2 separate regions of the Homo sapiens genome follow, and region 1 is linked to region 2. A link is an interaction called in ENCODE POLR2A ChIA-PET data of the cell type or tissue named here. Cell type or tissue: PC-9. All regions are shown on one strand. Links, peaks and the distances in the headings refer to the core of each region. The heading gives the core; the rest is flanking DNA.

The links. ChIA-PET counts read pairs that join two places held together with the same protein. Peaks named below come from ENCODE experiments on the same cell type or tissue, not always from the same donor. Only the 100,000 strongest peaks of a DNase experiment are listed, where the experiment ranks them.
Region 1: POLR2A ChIA-PET joins it to region 2 with 7 read pairs; 4 of 35 experiments call an interaction of 5 or more read pairs at or near these places.

Annotation. Positions count from the first base shown.
Region 1 is chr3:107,390,530-107,394,936 of GRCh38, forward strand. No RefSeq gene overlaps it. Among named protein-coding and RNA genes, the nearest start is that of CCDC54-AS1, 11 kb to the left of the region's middle. In PC-9, for the core only: no CTCF peak of the experiment used is centred there; DNase peaks (open chromatin) are centred at 2,452 and 4,152; H3K4me3 peaks cover 377 bases; H3K27ac peaks cover 1,263 bases.
Region 2 is chr3:107,440,420-107,444,826 of GRCh38, forward strand. The region is part of intron 1 of LINC01990 (long intergenic non-protein coding RNA 1990); the gene reads left to right. Among named protein-coding and RNA genes, the nearest start is that of LINC01990, 12 kb to the left of the region's middle. In PC-9, for the core only: no CTCF peak of the experiment used is centred there; no DNase peak of the experiment used is centred there.

The DNA.
Region 1 (4,407 bases), core at 318-4,317, 50 kb before region 2:
CAACATCAGCAACCTGTACTTCAGGACTTACTACGATGTGAGAAAAAAACCTCTGTTATTTAACTCCTATCATAAAACCCAATGTAGTTGGGTTTTTTGTTTCTTGCAGCCAAAAGCAAGTCTTACCAACATATTGCCATTGCCATGATCAGAGCCAAAACTGCCTCTGCATCTTAGGGCTTTAGTGAATCATTCTATTTTTGTGCTGCCCAGAACATGGGTGAGAAACTGACCTCACAGTCTTATTTAGTCCTGTTGAAGTCTACAAGCACTTCAGGATTCTTATGGTTATTTGGTGCCTATCAACTTTTATTTTGGTTGTTTGCTTTGAGTCCTAAGCCAAATTGCCTTGTGAAACTGGGTGTGAAAAGTGAGTGCAGCAGTGTGAGAGCAGCAGTGTGTGTAAATACTACACCAGTACTACATACATGGCCACTTTGGCTCTCCCAATCCCCAGGCCAATGCCGTAACATATATGCCAACCCACTTCAAATAGGATTATGGCAACTTATCTACTGAATACTTGGTTAGTATTTGTGGAAGGCATCCACAAATACCCGCCTACATTTTAACTCCCAAGAATATGGACATTAGTTTCAAGCTCTGGAAGCACGTGTGCAAACAATCTCAGATCACTAAGATCATTCATTCTAGAGGAGAATCACATTTATATGAATATATATTCATATATATAATATATTCATTATATATATGAATATATATCATATATATAATATATTCATTATATATGAATATATATAAAATATATTCATAATATGTATAAATATATTCATAAATACATATATATAAATATATTTTTTGAGATGGAGTCTCTATCCCCTAAGCTGGAGTGCAGTGGTGCAATCTCAGCTCACTGCCACCTCCACCTCCTGGGTTCAAGTGATTCTCCTGCCTCAGCCTCCTGAGTAGCTGGGATTACAGGCATGTACCACCACACCCAGCTAAATTTTGTATTTTTAGTAGAGACAGGGTTTCACCATGTTGACCAGGCTGGTCTCAAACTCCTGAGCTCGAGTGATCGACCCACCTCGGTCTCCCAAAGTGCTGGAATTACAGGCATGAGCCACCACCAGGCCTTAAATGAATATTCTAAACTTCACAGTTATTAACTCTTTATTTCCTTCTGTTACCAAATAAAAGTGTTTTCTATCATAGGAGAATCTCTTGATATGTGCTATTAATCCCATCTCCTCCCACTTTCTCAGAAACTTTCTCCTCTAGACAATACCCATTTTCCCCTACATAACTTCAACCTCTCTTTCTCTACTAGACACTTTTCATTATCATCTATACATACTATTGTCTCTCCTGTCTTAAAACATGTATACACAAATTTTACCGAACTACAGATCTCCAACTAAAATTTTATCTGCTCTCCCAGTTACAAAATACATAGCTATAGCTTCAATTTCTACTTCCTTCTACTACTGACTTCTCAGCCCACTCCAAACTGGCTTCTGTTCTTTCCTCTCAGATTCTAGCATTAAGTCGCCAATGATGTGCATGTTGCTAAGTCAATGAAAATATTCATGTCTTTCCTATTTAACCTCTCAGCATCATTTGTAACAGATTTCCACTCCTTCCTTCTAGAATATTCTCTTTCCTTGCTTTCTATCTTTCCACGTCTGTTTACTTCTGTTGTTTTCCCTCTGATTTATTGTTAGTCCTCTTCAGAGACTTCTCCTCGACCCCAACTTTTCACGTAGACCTTTTATCATGACTCAGCCTCGGACCTTCTTCTCTCTCATATTTTCAAACATCACCTCTCATATCTTATGAGATAAGGTGATCTTATCTACTCTCATATCTTCAAATGTCATCTAAAGTCAGTGGTTTTCAAAATTATATCTCCAGCCTAGACTACTCTTCTGAGTGAGAGACTTATAGGTCCAAATGTTTATAGTATTTCCATTTTGGATACTTGGATGTGTTAGAAGAATTTCAAATACAGCATGCCCCAAAATAAATGTATTATATTTAACCATCTTGCCCTAAAACTGCTTCTCCTCTAGAGCTCCCTAACATAATAAGTGGTACCCACATCCTCCCAGATGCTCCAGCCAGAAGCCTGTGATCCAACCATAACCGATATCTCCCTTCATTATCTACCCCCAAAAAATCAGCCACCAAACCTAGTTTACCCCACCTTCTAAATCTATCTGTTTTCCAGTTAACGTCACCATCTTGTCTCAACCAGACTACTCCAGTTACTTTCTGGCTAGTTATCTCTAACCCACTTTTCCTTGCCTCAATCCCATTTTTCACATGGCAGTGAGAGTAATTGTTTAAAATGTAAATCTAATCAAATCACGCCTCTGCTAAAACCATGTAGTGGCTCCTCAGTACTGAGTATTAAATCCAAAATCCTTTGTATTTCCTGAGAAAAACAAGCTCTTTCTTGCCTCCAGCCATTACATGTGCCTCTGCCAGGAATGCTGTTTGCTCCACACTGTGCACAGCTAACTCTTACTCATCTTTCAGGTATGAGTTTAATTACTACTTTCTTTAAAAAAAAATTTCTCCTGATTAGATTAAAAATATGTTAGGTTCCCTATTTATTTTCATGCCACCTTGTGATTTTTCAATTATAGAACTTGTCACCTTAGTAATTAAATACTACTTGTGTGATTCTCCAGTAGGAAGACTCTAACTAAATAATGTAAGCTCCATGAGGGTAGAGACTGGGAATAATTTTCTCACTAAGGTATTCTCAATGGTTATCAGAGAGGAACAGTGAAGCTCAATAAGATTTGTTGGATGTGTAAACTGAATTTTACACACTTCCATCTTTAAGATTTATATTGACTTTCTGTTCTGTTCACAAACATACTTGATTTAACTATGACTACTTAAGTTTTAATTGTGATCATTATTCGATTATGACATATTTATACTTTAGAAGTATTTGATTATGAAAAGGAATAAATTTCTAAAATCTAAAAGAAGTTCTGGATTTTTCTAAGAAGTCCATTTTAGGAACAGAATTTCATTTTTCTTGAAGACTACTAGCCAGTCAATTGTCATGTATTTAAAAAAAGAAAAAAAAAGATAAAATATAAAAAGTCAAAAATCAACTAATTCAGTACAATTGGTGCCTATCAAGGTTTAAAATATAGAACAACATCTCTCACTTTCTTGAGGCATTTTCTAAATTGAACGAAATGTTACTACTAAATCTAGAGCTGTGAGATTAAGTAAGAAAAGAAGTTGAAGAGTGACACTCCAAAAATTTTCTCTAGTAATGTTTTAATACAAGGACCTAAAGGCCACTCTGTGTCCCTGAGGTCCATTATGAATATATGTGGGAATAGAATGATTAACATATAATCAGAGACTATGGGAGAAAAACCCTCCAAAGAGAAAAAAGACTAATGAAGACTTGAATTCTGAGAAAGCCCAAATTCTCAAGGGTTCTGATCTATTGGCATAAGAATATTATGGCAGACAAAAGTAAGAGGAAGTAGTAATTAGAGCAGATTTCTTAACTGCAGCACTCCTGACATTTTGTGCTGGATAATTTTTTGTTACAGGAGGCAATCCTGTGCAATGTAGGATATTTAACAGCATCCCAAGTCTCTGCCCAGTAGGTGCCAACAGTAAACCCACCCGCCAATCCCCAAATAGTAACACTCAAAAGTGCCTCCCATACATTGCCAAATGTACCAGGGTGGGGGTGGGAGGGCAGGTGGGCAAAATTGCCCCTGGTCGAGAGCCATTGAATTGGAAAAAGTCAAATGAATTTGTCAATTCAAAAGTGCAAAAGGACACAGGTTTTCAACCATTTACTGATTTCTTGACTCATATATTTATTCATTCATTCATTTGACCAGACACAGTACTAGGCACGATGTTTCAAATACGAGTACAGCACAGTTTGTGTTAGGAGCTGAAAGTCTATAAAGAGACAAAAAGCCCACTGTCTTAGAATGTATTGTGGATTTGCAGTTATGTGAGGTGTAGGTTTTAATGAGGAATCAAAATTAACCAATAAAGGTCCTAACCTTGCCCGAAATTCATAGTACACCTGGTTATGGTAGATATAGTAAATTGTTATTCAGCATCCAATTCATCTTCCTAGAGTGCCTTCCTGACCTGCACCAGTTGGACTGGTAAAACTACCTTGCCCAGAATCCCTTGCTGCCAGGTTTCTGTTGCATAAGGTTGAATCTACAAGTGAGGAAGAGTCTATCTTCCTGCTGCTTGCTGCTCAGAGGCACAGTCCTGGAAACTCTGGGTTTTCTCCAATTGTGTCCCAATGTCTGGTCTTCAGCTCTGTGGGCATCCAGAGGTAGGTACAGTGGGGATAGTAGTGGTTTCCTGATCCCTGAATGACAGCTATGACACTGTGCTTTTGAACTCAAAACCAAACAGGTCAGTAGTGAACTC
Region 2 (4,407 bases), core at 293-4,292:
AAAATTAGCCCCGAAGGAATACAGAACAAGAAGTCCTTCAAGGACTGAGCCCTGGGAAGTCCAATATTTAGAGGCTGGGGGAGGAGGACAGAGAGGAGACTGAGCAGAAACAGCCAGTGACATGCGGGAAATGCCAGTTGTGTGGTGTCCTAGGAGAACGGTGACTGTAAGGTCCAGTTGCCTGAGATGGTCCAAGTTGAGGCCTGTGTCTCAGCTGTACGTAGTAAGAGTACCACCCATCTTTCACTCTCGAAAGTGTCTTTATTCTGATGATAAATTACCTGGCCTTCCTACATAAAAGCCAAGTGAAAAAAGTGGTGTAAGTAGAAGGAATAATCAAGTATTTAAATGCTGCTCCTAAGACAAGTAAGAGGAGGACTGAGAAATGGTGGCTGCATTTAGTGTTATGGAGGTCACTGGGACCCTGTCAGAAAATGGCTTTAGTGCTGCGGCAGGCATGAGGACTTGAGGTCAAAGGAAAATAGGAGGAGAGGAATTGGTGACAGTAAATACAGATGCATCTCTTAAGAAGTTTTGCTGTTTAAACAACAACAACAGAAAGAGGCAGAAAATTAATGGTGAGTGGTTGGAAACAGGCTAATCAAGATAGGGTTTAGGGAGATGGGAAAATTGCAGTATGCTTGCCAACTGGGGGATACCCTAAAAGAAAGGGGTAAACTGATGCTGAATGAGAAGAAAAGACAGTGTAGTCAGGGCTATGTTATGACTTCCATGAGCCCTAGGCACTTTTGCCATCATGGGCCCATATTTAAAATATTACACATTATATAAAAGTGAATAAATTAACATATATTAAAGCATTTTCCTTGACCTAGAAGTTCTTACTTTTCTTATGATTTTAAAGGCGCCTCTAAAAGTATCATGAACCCCAGACACTGTACCTACCAGCCTGTGGATTCATCTGCCCTCAAAGTTGTTAGGTTGGTAAGAAGAGAATGGGGTTGGTGGACAAGTGGAGGGTTGGCCTGAGATGCAAGCCCTGGTTGCTCATCCACAGAACAGGACAGAGAGCAGAGTGCAGGGCACAGGTAGGTGGGTAGATACAGTGATGGGAATGGGTGCAAGGTTTTTTTGGTGTTTTTTTCTCTTGATTGTTTCTATTTTCTCAATGAAATGTAAGCACAGTCAAAAGCTGAGAGTGAGGATGGTGGAGGAGGCATGGATGTTTGAGGAGGGAGGAAAAAGTGTGAAACAGCCACCGAGGAGTGTGGCAGTCCATTCACTCGAATGGACTGGGAAAAATGGAGAAGGATTCCAGGGCAGCAACGAAAGCCCCCTGAGGTGAGGTGAGGAATTTCAAATGAGACCAGTCAGCATGAGTTGTGTGTTTTTCCTCCAGCCACATTCAGCTGCTTAGTTGCAGGGGCAGAGTAGGAGGAGAGTTGGAGTCAAGCGGGGATGGAGTTTTGCCAAGTAAGTATGACAAAGCAAGAGGTAGCTGGGCAGTAAGATGTATGCACAATGACTATAATAATGGGCCATGGAAATTAAGCTGGGTAACGATGGAAGTGGGCATATGAAGAGAGTAGGGATATTGAAATGATAGGAGGTTTGATTGTGGATCCTCGTGAGTCAAAAATAGAGTTAAGCTGTAGGGGAATTGAATTGGAAAGATGGCTAATGATGGTATGAGAGTGGGATGCCTGAAATTATGGAGGCATGTGCAGTTATTAATAGGAGGCCTACATGTAACACATGAATAGTTTTTGTTGTGCAAAAATTCAAATAACCCATTACCTCATACAACCTCCAAATATTAATATAATCACTGTTAAAGATTTGATACATGGCCGGGCATGGTGGCTCATGCCTGTAATCCCAGAACTTTGGAAGGCCGAGGTGAGCAGATCATGAGGTCAAAAGATGGAGACCATCCTGGCCAACATGGTGACACATCTCTACCAAAAATACAAAAAAATTAGCCAGGCGTGGTGGCGCGTGCCTGTAGCCCCAGCTACTCAGGAGGCTGAGGCAGGAGAATCACTTGAACCTGGGAGGCGGAGGTTGCAGTGAGCCGAGATTGCGCCATTGCACTCCAGCCTGGCGACAGAGCAAGACTCCGTCTCAAAAAAAAAAAAAAAGAAAGAATTTGATATGTGTCAAATATATATTACACACACATACACACACAAACACAAACACACACACATTTGATGCCTATATTTAATTTTTCTACATACATGGGATTATGCTATACATATTATCCCATGCCTTGTTTTTTCATTTAACAATATATTCTACAACTTTTATGATTGTTTATACAGATCTACCTCTTTCTTTAATGACTTCACTGTTTTAAGTTAAATGAACTTCCAACTGAACTGTCTATGGAATATTCTAGACATGTAGATAACAGTGGATGTGATGTGAAACTAATGATGTTCAGGCTCTGGGTCCGTCACTCTCACAGGCCCTGTCCAGGGATCCTGATTGGGGGTTAGCAACACATTCACATGGCCATAGATTTTTGTAAAATTTACAAGAGTAAGATATTTCAAATGTGATTAGTTAAGACTAGTCTCTTTCCAAATCTCCCCCATGGCACTTTCCCTGTATTGGATGCTGTTGGAGAAGTCCCTGTATTGGATGCTGTTGGAGAAGCTGTGAGCATTCAAAGTAAATATTCACTTCTAACAGAATTCATTTCTGAATAAGCATACATTTTCATACCTAATTTTGTATTCTTTTTTTAAGAGGGCTCTTTATAATTGAATAAGCTTCAGGCCCTGTAAAACTTAGATCTGCCTCTACAGGTTTAGCAATTCTTCTTTAATAGTCCGTTTCCTCAATGATGTCTAAATTCCTGGATTCCTGGCTATGTCCTGCTGCCCAAACATCTGTTGCTAAACGGTATAGCAAAAGCCTCTTCCCTGCTCCCTCTCCAAAAGCCAGGCGACTTTCACTTTCCTAGAAAAGTCATGCTCTGTAAACCTAAACCAAATTTTTGTGGCAGCAGTCCTGTACACTAACTAATTAGGATGAAGGTATTAACCTTCAAACTGATTTTACATAGTTATGAAAACATACAAATAACTCTAACTGTCTCGAATACTTTAATTTGGAGTGTTTTTTTCTATCATTGTTGCCTTAATTCTGTATCAACATAGATAATCATTAACTCAGAATTTTAGATGTACAAGATTATTTGGAGATCACTTAATCTCATCCTCTCATTTTATAGCTTTGTGAGCTGAGATGCAAAATAGGAGCTATGACTATTTACAGTTCTACTGGGAAGAATAATCATTTCTTAAGGAAGGCTCAGTCCTGAGTTAAGTGTAAGGTGAGAAGATCAAGTGAGGCACGTCCCAGCTCAGAGACAGAAAGCTGCTAACCACATACTCTTGTAAAATTCAAACACATTGTTTCTTGCTAACAGACACTAATGACTATAATAAATTAAGGAGGGTTAAGTTAAGCAATAAACAACTACATTGACACAGGGTATAAACTTGTTGTCCTAATTAATGTATTGACCAATAGATCTTTATAGGCTGAAAACCCTTGTCCTAATTCAGCCATAATACATACGTTCTTTTTCTATGTACTAGAACTGAACCGTATTCAATATTTAAACAATAGTTACACAGAGTTAGGTCTTCGAAAAACACAGAGAAGGACTCAGAATAAATCCAAGTTTTGTCACACTTTCCTCTAAGAGTAATGATACTTTGACTTACCTCATAGTATTATGAAGATTAACAAGATTATGCCTATAAATATTCTAAGCTCTTTGGATTTAAAAATTGCAGTTGGCTGGCAGTAACATTTTCTTTATGTCTAGTCTGTGTGGTTCATTTTATAATGAGATACAGCTTTAAAGTAAGGAGACTAATCTTGGACAAGCATATCCCATCAAGACTCATGTATCCAAACCTGCTTTGTCCTGCCATGTGGTCACCATGGGAAACTCTATATTTATTCTGATGAGGATTCCACTGCTTATAACATTTCCTGAACTTCTCTTTAGGCACTGCCTTGGAGTCAACTTATGAGACACAGGAGAAAAATAGCCTCCTTATTAGGGAAATTATGGAAGTACATAAAGTTCTTTAAAAAAAAAAAAACTACTACTACTCATTTACAAGGTAACTCAGTACCCTGCAAAGACAAAGTTCTATGCATCTAGCAAAGAAGCAATTGCAGAAGATGACAAATGTCAGGTTAAAATTCCTAAAGGGTTGATATAAGGTTCATCAAAAGTATTTTTAAGCATATCTATGCATATGACATTCTTCTGGAAGATAGGAAGAGGAGCTTTTTAAATATGAAAAGTCAAACATCTAGTTTTCAGTTATTTTGACAGGTCATATGTTGGCCAACAATTTTAGTAAGTGTGAACATCTGTGTAGTACGTTATAATTGTTAAAGAGTTTTTATGTACAT